Linked DNA regions of Homo sapiens: all the other regions are linked to region 1. Evidence: chromatin contacts called from ENCODE Hi-C or POLR2A ChIA-PET data. All regions are on one chromosome and are shown on one strand. Each heading gives the region's core, a stretch centred on a gene start or an enhancer-like site at or near the end of the contact. The rest is flanking DNA. Distances are from core to core; before and after follow the strand shown. Region 1 holds the start of SMAD2 (SMAD family member 2). Region 2 holds the start of ME2 (malic enzyme 2). Region 3 overlaps LOC105372093 (a long non-coding RNA gene).

Region 1 (4,807 bases), core at 1,729-4,228:
CCTGAGGTCGGGAGTTCGAGACCAGCCTGACCAACATGGTGAAACCCCGTCTCTACTAAAAATACAAAATCAGCCAGGCATGGTGGCGCATGCCTGTAATCCCAGCTACTCAGGAGGCTGAGGCAGGAGAAGCGCTTGAACCCAGGAGGCGGAGGTTGCGGTGAGCCGAGATCGTGCCATTGCACTCCAGCCTGGGCAACAAGAGTGAACTCCGTCTCAAAATAAAATAAAATAAAATATATAAATGCATAATCTCTCATAACCTCTCTTAACTGGTTGTGAATTCCTTACGTTTCACATTTTCTGACATACCTTTGGAATACTTAGGGGAAAACATCTTACCTCTCACAGAAACTAAGGGCCTAAAAATGGCTCTTCTACACCCATCAAAAGACTAAGAATCTAAAAGACATGCCCCCCTCTACCCTCTAAAAATGACTCTTTGTCCTAAGAATATGAATAAATCTCCATCTGCCAGACTGCACTAAATACAGCTTTTATATGCATTACAAAAACACCTGTATAAAAAAGCTGCTACAAAACGAGGTTTTTGGAGCCCTAAAGCACAAAACCAACAGAATCAAAACCAAACAAGAACAAGGAAAGACTTTTAAAACTGACAGTATTTGCAAAATGTAAAAATTCAATAGGTCTTTGGCCAGCGGTTTACACAGCTAAACCGAGTTTTTCCATTGACATATATTCCCCCAAATGTGAAGTAAAGATTATAGCAACATGATTCTAATATTTACAATGTGAAAATGAAAAGGGGACAACAACCTCTGGCCATCTTGAAGTAGAATAGAAACAACCTTTGTTCCTACTAAAGTTCTGTTGAAATACCAAAACCATCCCCAATATTCCTACACAAGAGTTAAAACACATACCAAGCCTGATAAGACACAAACAACAGGAAATTACCCTGCACAGTTTCTTAAAAGACTATTATTTCATGAAACTTACAGACTGTGTAGAGACATGACCACTTATGACTAAGTAAACGTAGGTTACAACCTTGAAAACCCAAACTTTTGTTGAACACCTACAATGCTTGTGGCCGCACTTTAGAAGGTGTGGCTAAGTATAAAAACCAAGCTCTAAGAGCAATTTCTTACTAAAACCCCAAAATGAACGTTTCCAATCACATTACATTAATTAAACCTGGCCAGTGAACAGCCTTGAACTCAATTAAATCCAGCAGAGTTTAATATTTATAGTAAAAGTGGGCACACTCTTTAGAAATGCCGAAAGATGTGAACTATTTATATTTACTACGACAGCTAAGTTTACGGCAACGGCTAAGGAACTTTAAAAATAAAAGTATTACTTTTGAATTTAATATAAACGTTTGCTAAATGACCTTCTGGCAGAGGAAATTCTTTAAATATCTTGTATGGGTTTTCCGAAGGCAAATTTTTTAAATACCCTCAAACTATGGTACATTTATGAAGCCCATTTTAAATTACTTCTCCCATCTCTGCTTCATCTGCTTCACTAATTCATGTATTAAAACTGTTGAAACTCCATTTAACTATTTGACTAACTTCTCTGTAAGATGGAAACTTTTTAAAGGGTGTTAAAGTAGAATAGCAAATTTTCAGCATAATAAGAGCAAATTTATTACTAGGCTCAAGGAAAACATCCTATCAGCGATTCATTCATACGAAACTATCAGGTTCAATTCATATGAAGTCAGAAGAGAGAAAAAGAATTTTGGAAATTAAATCACATTTCAAAGACCATTTCTAAAAAGATGTAATTATTCCAAGTTATTTATTTATTAACAATTATTTTACACATGTCGTTTTAAAAGTTTCACAAACCCAAATTTAAGATAGTCCAAATTGCAACAAACAAGACATGACTTTGATGGAAAATGCTGCTTGCAAATTCGTTTTACCTGGAAATTTCTTTTTTAAAGGTATGGTTGACAACACACTGGTGGTATTTTGCTTTTAAAGGGTCAAGAGAAAGGAATAACAAAACCAACCCAGGCATTCTTTTTCTGTTTAGGATCAAAAGGACATTTTAAGGATAAGTAAAAGACAAAAGTACCTGACCCAAAGACAATATCCCCCTCCAAGAGAACAAAGTAAGTTGCAATTTTAAAAACCAAGTTTGAAATACGAGAAATCACTTCGAGGGCTTTCCAAAGGCGTGTGATAAAAACTAATAGGCTCCACCCGCAGAACAACTTTCACAAGTGAGTGAAGGATGATCACAGAGTTATCAGCTGTGTGCGTGTTTGTGAGTACACACAAGCCATGGAAAACCCGAGACTACCACTGTTAACAAAGGTTACGAGACCAAAAAAAAAAAGTGGAGGCAAAGTATTACGCGTCCCTAACAAGGCTTCCCCACAACTCCTGAAACAAGAGCTCTGGCCCTTCGGCTTTAAAAATCAGAACCACAAACTATGGAGTGTGAGAGCAGCGAGGGGAAGGGACGCAGGCAGCCCCCGCCCCCGTCAGCCTGGGCGGCAGCGCAGTGCAACCGAGCCCCGTCCCTTCCCGGCTCTCCGGCCCCGAACCCGCACGCCCGGGCCGGCGCACCCACAGCCCCCGAACTCACCACACCCCAGCCCCCACCCGCAGCGGCCATGTGACACGGCCCATCGCCCCGGCCGCGGACGCACGCAAACACTTCCCTAGCTGGAGGCCCGCGGGCGCCCAGGCTTTACCTGCAAGGTGGCGCCAGGTCCCGCCCCGTCAGATCCGGGGGGTCCGGGACCTTTTGTTCCTTCCTCTTCCGATGGGATGGAGGGGGCTGGGAGGGGAAGAGGGGAATGGGCGATTGGAGGCGGAACTGAAAACACTCCCGGCCGCCGTCTTCCCGCCCCGCCCCCAGGCCCGGGCCCGGCCGGCGGCCCGGGCGCGCGGGAGGGTAGGGGAAGAGAGGGGAGGGGAGGGGAGGAGAGGGAAGGGGAGGGGAGGGAGCCTGGCCGCCGCCCGCGGGGAAGGAGGGGGTGAGGACGCGCGCGCCCGCGCTGCCCCTCCTCCCCTCAGGCGCGCGCCCGCAGCCCTACCGGCCGCCCGCACGGCCGCGCCCTCCCCCGCCAGCCCACCTCCGCTTCCGCCCTCCGCCCTCGGCCGCCGGCCGCCGCGGCGCCACGCACCCACCTCCCGGCGGCTGGCGGGCTGCTGGCTGGCGAGCTGCTTCTCCGCCGCCGCGGCCGCGCGGGTAGACCCGCCTGCCACCCTGGGCCGCGGGCCCCGCCGATTCGCCGGCGCAGCCCCGGGGCTGGCACCCTGCCGCCCGCTGATTGGCGCCTCCAGCCGCCCGTTAGGGCGCGAGGCACGCCGGCCGAAAGCCGCGCGGGGCGGGTATGGAAGACGGAGGGAGCGGAGGAGGAAAGGAACGAGGCCGAGCACCGCGGGAAGGGCCGGGGGGCGAGCGGGGCGCGGGGAGTCGCCGGCCACCGCCTCCCCACCTCCCTTTGCCTACGGCCCGCCCCGCCTCCCGGCCGGACCGGCGGCGCCCGCAGCCAATCAGCACGAGGGAAGCTCGGGGTGTGAGCCGCGCATCGGGGGCCTCGAATCGGAAGGGAGACGTCGCTCGCTGATTGGTCCCGCCTCCCCAGTCTAGCGTGAGGCGAGGCGGGGCGCGGCCGGGCGGGGCGGGACGCCCGCGGTTTCGCTTGAGTTGGGCGCCGGCGCGCTCCCACCGGGGCTCACGGGCGGAGAGGGAGAGGCCCGCGCCTTGCCGCGCATTAAGACGATTCCCGGTGACCGCCCGATCCCTCGCCAGCGTCGTGGGTGGGGCCTGTAGGGGCCTGCCGCCTCGTCCACCGTCCGTCGTGAGGCCGGCAGCGGACACGTGCTCATCCCACGGGGAGGCCCCGCGCAGCGCGGAGGACGCGCCTGAGAGAGAAAAGGGGTTCGGGAGAAGCCCGAGGACCCGGCCCGTGACTGGGCGCGCCCTATGCAAATGAGCGGGCGGGGCCCTCGTGTTGCTGAACGAGGGCGGGTTCGCGATGTAAATAAGCCCAGAGGTGGGGTCTTTGGAGAGCACTTAGGGCCCGGGTAGGGGATGCCAGGTATAAGTGTTTAACCTAAATTTTGGTTCCGTCTTCAGTAAAAATGATATCAATAATCCATGTCCCGAAGGGTCTTTGTGAAGTCTAAAAGAAACATCTGTCACGATGTCCCTTAATGGCTGGGATATCTTCCCTTCCCCTTTTCTCCACTGTTGCGACGATTAGGCCCCAACTTGCACATCTGCCCTACAGGAGGCAGCAAGGCCCTAAACTTACGGCTGCCCAGAACATAACTGCACCCAGGGAAAACCTTGTTGCGGTTACCCTTAGGAACACCCAAGCCTCTGCTGACAAAATATTGAGCCCAACTAATCACATCAGGTGTTTACTATGCACCCACTGTGACACAGGCAGGGAGTACCGTAGAACTAAAGTTGAAAAGAAACTTAGGTTTCACACAGGTGCCAGAGACAAGACTAGAACACAGTTTTTTTTTGGCTGCCTGTCCAGTAATTCATTCTCATGTGTGGCTTAGTTTATAGATTTAATTGGGGACTTCAAATAAGCGGGAAAGAAGCACTAGCAATACAAATCGGTAATCAGGAAGTACCAAATGAGCACTCCAAACAGTAAGAGTTTTTGAAGTATACGCTTTCTTCTGAGAAATGAACGTGTCCCAGAGGAGGGTGCCTTCAGATGGACCTTAAGAGAGATGTGGCCATCCCCTGAGTCATACAAGTTTTCCAGATGTCCTTTCAAAATCTCTGTCCTTTCCACCGTCTCTGTCCTCACACATAGAGGAACTTTTCTCACGGGAAGGTTGCGATGAAG
Region 2 (4,807 bases), core at 766-3,265, 2.9 Mb after region 1:
AAATTGTTGTCAGAGCAGACCAGAAAACAGCAGTTTCTACCTCCTTGACAGTAGCGGGTATTTAATAAGGAATAAATTGACTTCAATGTAAGCAAAATAAGTTCCCTCCATGATAGCTCTCTACAACTTTCAATCTGGGATTATTCGAATGTAGGACAAACTGTCCTTAAATTCTTTAAATTGACAAACAATTGTATATAATTATGGTCGGGCGCGGGTGACTCATGTCTGTAATCCCAGCACTTTGGGAGGCCGAAGCAAGCAGATCACTTGAGGCCAGAAATTCGAGACTAGCCTGGGAAACATGGTGAGAAACCCCGGCTCTACTAAAAACACAAAAATCAGCTAGGCATGGTGGCGGGTGCCTGTAATCCCAGCTACTTGGGAGGCTAAGTCAAAAGAATCGCTTGAACCTGCAAGGCGGAGGTTTCGGTGAGTCAAGATCACGCCACCGCACTCCAGCCTGGGCGACAGAGCAAGACTCCATCTCGAAAGAAAAAAAATGTATATACTTTAATGCAATGGGATACAATGTAATGTTTCAATACATTGTGGAATGATCAAATTAGGCTAATATATCCATCACCTTACATGCTTATTTCTTTTTGGTGAGAATATTTTAAATCTACTCTTTCAGCCATTGCGAAATATACATTATGAACTATAGTCACCATGCTGTGCGATATTTCTAAAACTTACTCCTGAAACTTTTTACCCTTTGACCAACATCTCCCCATTCCCCATCTACCCCCCAACACCCCCACAACTGTCTTTCAAAGACAAAAGAATTTCACCTCTACTAATGAAGCATTTATGTAGAAAGACACTGGTAATGTTTAGTTTCCTTCATCCAACCTGCTGCATCTTGTAAGTTCCTGGCAAGCAGAGTTACTTTAGGTCATTCATATTTATAACCTCTCCTTGCCTGCGGTGGTTATTATAGCAACCACACCTATGGATTATCACCTAACTGGAGTTTCCTCCTCACAGGCCCCACCCTTCAATGTTCAGAGAGGGGCGATTGCCCCAGATTTTATTTAATTGTCAGAGTTTAGGAGGGAGCAATTCACTCTTCCCTACTTCCACTCCATCTTCTCAATCCTACATTTCCATCACTTTTAATTTTATTCTGCCTTGCCTCTTTTTTTATATTTTACATCTTATTTTTGAAATTGTCATTACCATGCCTTGTTTTAAGAGTACACAAGCTCATTATAGTAAAGAGTTTTGGGTGATAACATTTTCTGAAATAAGGGTGAAGAAATATCCTCCCATGTCACAACCGTTGGGAGGGCGGGGGTAGGGATGTTGGAAGGCACGGTCCCTGCGGCTTTCAAGGACAAGACAATTAAGTGTTCCGGTGCTTTTCTGAGGCAGAACATTGAGCATCTATTTATGGTGACTGTGACAGTGGAGGTGATTGGTAAATTCACCGCAGGCCAATAACCTTGCCAGCAGCCATGAGGAGTGGCAAAGAATTCTGCAGAAGAGCAAGTCCTAAGCACACAAAACAGCTCGGAAAGTGAAAGCGTCGCTGAAGTGCGGAAGCCTCGCATTTCCTGGGTCCTCTTCTTCCTTCCTTTGCCGTCTCCTGCCCTCCCGTTCTCCCCCTTCCTCTGTGGCTCAGGCAGGACAGACCCCAACTCCCAGCTTCCCTGGCCTCCGCGGGTTCGGAGACTGGGACCCCCGGGCCAGGAGTGCTGGGGGGCGCGGTCGGCCAGCCCCGGCTTCCTTCATGGAGCGGCGGAGCTCCACCTCCTCCTCCGCACTGCACTTCTCACATCCTCAGCATCGCGTCCACGAGGCCGCCCGCCCCGCCTCAGAACCGTAACCTCCAGGAGCTGGGTTGAGGAAGGCGCGGAGGACAGGAACCCCAGCGCCGGCAGCTAAGCCTCCAGACGGAGCCCGCCCCTCCGGCCGGTTCCTGCCTCCAATTGGCCCGCGAGCCCGTCCGTCTCCACCGTGGGCCACGCCTTCCGGGCCCCGCGGCTGGCCGGCTCCTCGCGCCCTCCCCTCTCTCGGCCGCTCTTCGGGCCGCCTCTGCGTGTGGGGCCGCCCGCGCCAGTGTGAGCCTGAGCTGACGGCGGCTCCGGGAGGCTCGCAGAAGGGGAGGGCCGGGCGGCGCGGGAGCTGAGCATCGCCAGGGCGGGCGGCAGGGCGCGGCCTCTCCGCCGGGTGTACCACCTGTCGCGGCGCGAGACCTCTGGTAAGGCCCGGCGCGGTGGGGCCCGGGCGGGGGTCCGGGAGAGGAGCGGGCGCCGGCCTCCCCTGGCCCGGCCCCGAGAGCCCAGCGCTGCCGCGCCTCCGGCCTCCGCGCGTGCGGCCCCCGCCGTTCCCGGCCTGGCGGTGGGGGCTGGGGGAAGGGAAGCGGTCTGCGGAGTCCGGGCTGAGGGCGAGGGACCGGCTACATCGCGGCGACCCAGGTTCCAGCGGCCGCGGCTCTACCCGGCGCGCGATTTCCAGGTTCCTCCGCCGGCTGGTGCCTGGGCGCCCCGCTCTCGCCCGGGAGCGAGGCCCTGGGCCTCCAAACGCCAGCATCTCTTTCTCGCTCTTTCTGCACCCCTCCACAAAAGGACTTCTGTGGCTGGAAACCCTTTGGCAAGCCTATCTCCTTTATTCAGTCGGGCCGAGTTAACGGCAGGAGTTAGGCTGTGTGTGTGGCTCCTCCCTTTAAAAAAAGACTTGCTGCGGGCTGGAGAGTTCTGAGATTGGACCGATTCCGTCTATTATTAAATGCCATCTGTGGACCGGGATTGGCAGGTGTTTCTTTCACGCTGGCGATAACTATCTCTGCATGTGGTGTTACCTAGGTGGTCCTAGGTTTCGACTTTCTTTTTTGGTTCCAGAGATAATTCTAGAAAATTTACGTTGCTTGTGGTGAGAAGCGTGATCAAATTAACACGTGCTTTCTTACAAAACGTTTTATCATCTTCTGTCTGTGGATTTACCTTCCTGATGCTTGTGGCTATCACCTCTAAGCAAAGAGGTTAATAGCATTGCTATTTCTGTTAGTGTTGCAGTTGATAACGATAACAATAGTAGCATGTATTAATTGCTAGTGACAGGCAGAGCGCTAGTTTCTACACGGATTATCTCAAAATAACCCTTTGAGGTTGATACTGTTACTGCCTCCACTTTACAAACCAGGAAACTAAGGTTTAGGTAGGTTAAGTAACTTGCCTAAGACCACAGTTTTAACGTGACAAAGCCTAGATTCAAACTCAAGTGGTCTAACTTCATAGCTGCATCCTCCACCCCCACTCCCTTAAACGTGTATACTCCTTAAGCATTGCTCATGTTGTTAAGCTAATTGCGATGTTGTACCCATAATTTTGATTTTCAATTTACAAATACTCTGTAAATTAGATGAGAGAAACAGTTGTTTTTAAAAACATACATATAGGCCGTTCGCGGTGGCTCACGCATGTAATTCCAGCACTTCTGGGAGGCCGACGTGGGTGGATCACCTGAGGGCAGCTAATTTTTGTAATTTTAATAGAGACGGGGGCTTCGCCGTATTGGCCAGGCTGGTCTCGAACTCCTGACCTCAAGTGATCTACCCACCTTGACCTTCCAAAGTGCTGGGATTACAGGCGTTAGCGACCGCGCCTAGCTCCTAATATGACTTTTATCATGCATTAATAGGAAATGTTGGGCTATGCTTCTGTAGAAATATTCTCTTGAGAATAATATATTTATGCTTAGTAGCTATTTCTGAGAACTGCTTATGGGTGACACCCTTAGAGGGTGTTTATATGTTTTTGTCTTTTAATATATTTATGAAAACAAAATATTCATAAAGGAAAAAACCCATTTACCATTTGGGAACTTCTTTTGTAAAATTAAAAACTTACAGCTATGTATGTATAATCTGTATATTAAGTTAAAAACTCTAATTGATTTTGGTGAATTTCAGACAAACTAGACATATTTTATTCTCTTTAAGACGGAGTTTTGCTCTTGTTGCCCAGGCTGGAGTGCAGTGTTGCGATCTCCACTCACTGCAACTTCTGCCTTCCGCGTTCAAGCGCTTCTTCTGCCTCAGCCTTCTGAGTAGCTGGGACTACAGGCATGCACCACCATGCCCGGCTAATTTGTGTGTGTGTGTATTTTGAGTAGAGACAGGGTTTCACCATGTTTTTCAGGCTGGTCTCGAACTGCTGACCTCAAGTGCTCCACCTCCTTCGGCCTCCCAAAGTGCTGGGATTACAGGAGTGAGCCACCATGCCCGGTGAACTAGCCGTATTTTAAAACACAAATAACATTAAAACCTATATTTACTAAGGATTAATATTACAGGACAAAATTCACACTAAATAAAAATTACATTGACTTTATAAAAAGATAACTTTTATTAGAAATTAACTATTTTATTTGAAAGTTACGATTTTGATTTTATGGTGGCATATTGTACCTCCTTTGATCAATATGTACAAATTTCAAAAGTGATAAAAAATATATTCTGTATATACTTGTTTAGGATGACATTTGATGTTGCCTGTATTTGTATACCATCCAGATTCTCATTCTTGACTTTGAGATTTGATTTGAAATATTTTGAATAAATGTTAATCATGATTATCCTTATAGCCTCTTATATTAATTTGATCATTAAAAGATGTTGATGCAGAAACAAGCAGGCATTTAGAAGGCACCTTGTGACCACCTTAGTCTACAACTACTAATAGTAATGCTTATGATAACTAGCCTTTCTAGAGCACCTAGAGGGCATTGTGATAAGCATCTTAATGAATTATCTAATTTAAATCTTAAAATAGCCTATTAAATAGGTCTTGTAGTTTAACGT
Region 3 (4,807 bases), core at 1-2,500, 2.2 Mb before region 1:
TGCACAGGTTCTTACTCTTGGTTAGATCAGGATCCTCTGATTCTGATGCCAGGCCCTACCTCAGGCCAATTAAGCCAGCAATGGGCCTGGGCACAGGTAATTTTTTTAAAGCTCCTGGGGTGATTCTAACATGCAGCTGGGGCAGGAAAACAACGGTGCTGCCTATTTCTTGGACCCCAACTGTTTCTAATTTGAGTCACTCTTCAGCACTCCGTTAAACCCCAGTCCCCATCCTCAGTTCCCAGGTGGGTTTGCATAAGGGGTAGTAGACCTGCCAGGAGATGCAGTGAGAAGCACTGAGCACTGAGGCAGGAGGAGCACAGACAGCACAGAGAATCCTCTAAAGTGAAGTTTCTCTCTTTCTCACTGTTGTTGGGGACTCACCCTGCACCACAAAGAAGACTAGATAAAGAAAACCACTAACCAGTAACATCCGGCTCAGTAGGCTGAGCACAAAAGCAAGGTTTTGCTTTGGCCCTAGACCTAGAAGCCTGCTGAGTGAGCGCCTTGGCCCTAGAAAAGAGGAGCAGGGGGTTGTCCGGAGCCCCTCCGACCACGCTGCTCTCAGTCAGGCACCACAGACACAGGCAGAGCTGGCTAGAGGTCAGAGGCATGGCCCCAGTGAGAAGCAGCAGCTGTGCCCTGTGAGCAGGTAGGATGGGGTTAAGGGCTGGCCTGGAATGGGGGCAGAAGGTGGAAGTTGGGAAATGGTGATGACAGCAGTTATTGCAAGGGGGCAAGCCAATGGGCAGGCAGTGGGCGTAGAAAAGCAGCTCCACTGAGACAGCCATGCAGGGAGCCCTGTGCAGGCAGACAGCTGTGGTCAGGGGTTAAAGAGGTGGAGAAAAGCAGAACATGGAGCCATGTAGAGAGCAGGTGCTGGCGGCCAGCTGGTACTGTAACAGGAAGAGTGCAAAAAAAAAAAAAAAATAGCAGTTTTTGCCATGGGGTGAGGCTCCACCCCTCTTTGAACTGTCTGGTGGGGCCAGGGCTGGGGCTGGGAGAGGGATGGGGTGGCTTTCACTCCTCTCCCCAGTGCTTGCTTCTTGATGGGTCAGTCTGGGTCACTAGGGTCCACCTGTCTCTTACGGCATGGCCTGAGCAGTAGTTTCAAGGGGTGTCATGGGGCGGGGAGGTGGGCAAGTCGGGCAGCAGAGCATTACAAACCCTGGGGCCCAGGCAACAGCCCAGACTAGCTCTATCAGAACCTTAGGGGCGGCCCAGGCCGGGGTGGTTGCCAAAGCTCCCCAGGGGGCCCCATCAGTAGAAGGTGTGGGGGCTGCTCGGTGCTGTGCTGTGCTGCTCTGTGCAGGGCTGCAGGGAGAAGATTCTCTAGAGAGCTCTCAAGTGGGAGGAGCCCCAGGCAGCATGATTTTGTCAAATGGAGATTGTCTCTGTCCCTGAGGTCAGAGGAGGGCTGTAACCATACAGTTCTTAACCTCTGGATTTGGACAAATGTAAGCTGTGTTCCTGGCCCCTCTAAAGACCTGTGAATCCTATTCTGCTCATCTGTGTGTAGTTCTTGTTTTTAAGCTTCCAGAGAGACACTGATTCCTAGCTAGTTTCTAACCCTAGCATACAGCAAGATGGAAAGCTCAGGACACAAGATTAAAGTGACAGCCTGGAGGGCAGGACAGGGAGTCTGGGCTGTGGCTGGAGCACCCATCACCATTCCTGGGCCACAAGCCGCCTTCAGGGACTGGCTTCCTGTTCTCCCAGGCCCCGCTGTGGCTCCTTGGCCTTAGCCCCAGGTTCTCAACATGAACAGACTGTGAACTCCTTGTGAACAGCGATGAGTTTTGTACATTCCCCTAACTGGGGCCTCTCTCCCGCAGTGAATGAGTAAGTGACAGACACAGTTATACTAAAGTTATAAGTTATGTCCAGCAAAAGAGAGGCATTGCCTTCTCTGTTGTCATCTGTCCTCCCATCAGTGTCTTGCAAGTCTTAATAGCTTTTGAACAAATGAATCATATTTACATTTTGTACTGGGCCCCATGAATTACGTAGCTGGTCCTGTGCTGAGCTCTTGGTGGCAACTGGAGCTTGCTCTCCCATGGCTGCAGCATCAAAGATCCCCCTGGGCTAGTTCTCTGCTTTCAAACTCCTTCCTCACCCATGACAGCATGAGACAGCAACACAACACCCCAATATACACAGAGCCTCACTTGTGGGGTACTCACTTGACAAGCACCCCAGGGAGCAAAGGAAGTGCAGAGAGAGGTGGCACCTTCTATCCTGAAGACCCAGCACACCCAGGCTCCATGGTGCAGGGACTGGAACAAACCAGGAAGGCACCCCACAACCAAAATATTTGTAGATTTTCCAGCTGGAGCAAAGGAAAGACCCAGACAGATCCCTACTCATAATCAGCTCATGAAACGCCCTACTGGAGAAAGGCAGAAAGAGTAGCTGGCTTTTTCCCCATCCCTGCATACTCCCCTGGGTGCTCTTTGAATCAATGTTTAGCCGGATTTCACCCAATCATGAGCGTGTGAGTGGGGAGCACCCCCATGACTTGGCTTCCTGCCCAACACATCACACCACAACCTGTGAATAACTCATCTTCCCCAACACATTATAACCTCTGAGGGGCCAGATTATGTATTTTCATGGCCCCCATTCCAGGCCTGGCACGTGGATACATATTTACTGACAGATGGACCCCTACTTCAGCATCCCTGTAAGCCTGGAATTAATTCCAGGAGGTGGGTACTAAGCAAGATAATGTTTAACCAAAATGCAGATTCTAGCACCTCCCCTGAACCCTAAGATATTGGGATTCAGTAAGTGATGGGGTATCTGCATTTTTACCTGCATCGCAAATGACTTAAGAAGGCCAATTCTCCTGGCTATCTGAAGAACTGAAGGAGGTGGGTAGACAGAGGGGGTCTCAGCACAGGAATTTGAGTAGAATTCACGTAGAAGCCCAGGACATGATTGCATGAGTGGCCATGGGTCAGTGTGCAGCTTGCAAATCCAGTCACTGTAAGGCCTTATCCTAGAAAGGCCCTGACGGGGACTGGGGTTGCGGGGGTGGGGATTGAGGCAGGTGGCTACCATCTGTCAAGAGCAGCAGCAGACCTGCAGCTGGCTCCATGGCTTCTGTGGCCCATGCCCACCCTCCCTCCTTACCATCACAGCAGTCGCCCAAATGGCTCAGAGAGGAGCTCATGGGAACCCCACTTACTGTTGACACTGGGGGAAAAGAATGGAAATATGATTTGGCATAACTTGAGGGACGTATAAATGGTTTGTGCCTTTCACACCCCAAAAACTTCAATTTACCTCCCTCATGAATGTCTTAGAAGCTTCTGCATTCTTTAAGAAAACTCTAGTTTTTACATAAATTTAATATTGACCATATAATTCAACATTCAATTTTATGTTATCTGGTATCACCTGCCACCTGGGTGGAGGGTCTTATTTGCTCAGCAAGATGGGAAACTCTAAAGTCAAAGACCTCATCTTATAATTACTTGAACACAACATACTTTGGAGACCAAACATATTACTGAGCACAGGATATCCGTGCTGCTTGATTCACTTACTATTTGAACTCCTGGTTCTGAGACTGTTATCCGAGGAGAATAAAAGGGTGCTGGATGGGCTTCCATGGAGAGATGGAAACTGTCTGAGTGTTAAGGGCTCAGGCTAGGGAGGAGACAAAACTCTTCTTCTGAAAGTTTCATAGCTTTAGCTCTTATATTTAGGTCTTTGATCCACTTTGAGTTATTTTTTGTATATGGTAGTAGAGTCCCCAATCTTCTGCAAGTGGATATTCAGTTGCCCCAGCACTATTTATTGAAAAGACTATTCTTTTTTGCATATGGGATTGTTTTTCAGAATCCAGAAAAATCTTTAGTTCACATTCCTCTTGCTTTAAGGTAGTATTTCCATAACTCATCAGTCATGGATCTTAAATACATATCCAAAAGAAAAAATTTTAAATAAGAAAAAGTCACATGATCCAATGAGATCCAGGTACATTAAGCCAAATAAAGTTTAACATCTTTCATTAGCATTGGCTTCTCAAAGACTTTAATGCCAGTGTGCTTTTAATGAATCACTTATCCTTCTTTTATCAGAGAAGGGCGTGTGTGTGTGTGTGTGTGTGTGTGTGTGTGTCCACATATTAACATCTCTACGAGTACACTTCCAAACACCTCGAGTTTTGGAATCATTCTTTTGCAAGAGTAGACTTACTGACTTGAATGCTATTGGATTGTTTTAATTTCATCTTGGAGAGTTCGGCTAACAGGATGGTTGGGGTGTGTGTGTTTTGTAGACTTGTAGCTTTTATCTTCAACCAGGTCAGAGCAGAAATAACACAGTAACCTATGAATTCCTCTGGGGTGTTTTTTAGCAACTGAATGTAGAAGCCACAATTTTAGTTTGTTTCTGAACTGTCCATTTTTTTAAACTTAAATATTAAGGTGTGTGTTGTTGTTTTGTTTTGCTTTTTGAAAGTGTGGTCCAAGAACCACCTGAATCAGACTCACTTGGATGTAGTTAAAAAGCGCAGATCCCTAAGGCCCCTTCAGACCTAATAGTCAGAAACACTGGGGCTGGAGCCCAGACTGCACCCCTCCCCCCGCCCCGCCCCGCCCAGGATCCCTGGTGATTCCTGTGCATATCGAAGTTTGAAAAGCATGCTTTTCCTTGAAATTAAGAGACAGTGAACCCAGTTGTCTGCAAAGAGATAGGGGACAGAAACTTACATGTACCTAGGACGAAGATGGCTCTTTCTGTACCTTTGTCCCTTCCCTTCATCTGCACTGCCCACCTTCTGTGCCCTTTTGCATGC

What was found. A loop is a pair of places that touch in the nucleus more often than their neighbours do. ChIA-PET counts read pairs that join two places held with the same protein, here RNA polymerase II (POLR2A). Pooled maps may share reads with other maps.
Region 2: a map of ascending aorta shows a loop between it and region 1 (26-fold over the local background). The contact joins the promoter of ME2 here to the promoter of SMAD2 in region 1. A Hi-C loop is called at or near these places in 2 of 168 maps with a recorded cell type or tissue (ascending aorta and naive thymus-derived CD4-positive, alpha-beta T cell), 1 of 37 single-sample maps with no recorded cell type and 15 of 50 pooled maps. POLR2A ChIA-PET finds 5 or more read pairs at or near these places in 2 of 52 experiments (PC-9 and activated B cell).
Region 3: a loop to region 1 is called in a map of naive thymus-derived CD4-positive, alpha-beta T cell, with 10 times the contacts of the local background. The contact joins the enhancer-like site here to the promoter of SMAD2 in region 1. A Hi-C loop is called at or near these places in 1 of 168 maps with a recorded cell type or tissue (naive thymus-derived CD4-positive, alpha-beta T cell), 1 of 37 single-sample maps with no recorded cell type and 7 of 50 pooled maps.

The regions. Positions count from the first base shown.
Region 1 is chr18:47,927,681-47,932,487 of GRCh38, forward strand. It overlaps SMAD2 (SMAD family member 2), which reads right to left and starts at 2,979. Exons shown (of 11, transcript NM_005901.6): 1 at 2,681-2,979. It overlaps LOC124904297 (a long non-coding RNA gene), which reads right to left. Exons shown (of 2, transcript XR_007066360.1): 2 at 4,508-4,807. RefSeq lists silencers at 2,408-2,937, 2,968-3,897.
Region 2 is chr18:50,877,103-50,881,909 of GRCh38, forward strand. ME2 (malic enzyme 2) reads left to right here and starts at 2,016. Exons shown (of 16, transcript NM_002396.5): 1 at 2,016-2,206. RefSeq lists an enhancer at 1,805-2,306 and a silencer at 1,845-2,404.
Region 3 is chr18:45,686,566-45,691,372 of GRCh38, forward strand. The region is part of intron 7 of LOC105372093 (a long non-coding RNA gene); the gene reads right to left. Among named protein-coding and RNA genes, the nearest start is that of SLC14A1, 35 kb to the right of the region's middle. Within about 2 kb of position 1,251, at least 10 of the 41 ENCODE cell types and tissues checked have a DNase peak (open chromatin) inside an H3K27ac peak, as active enhancers do.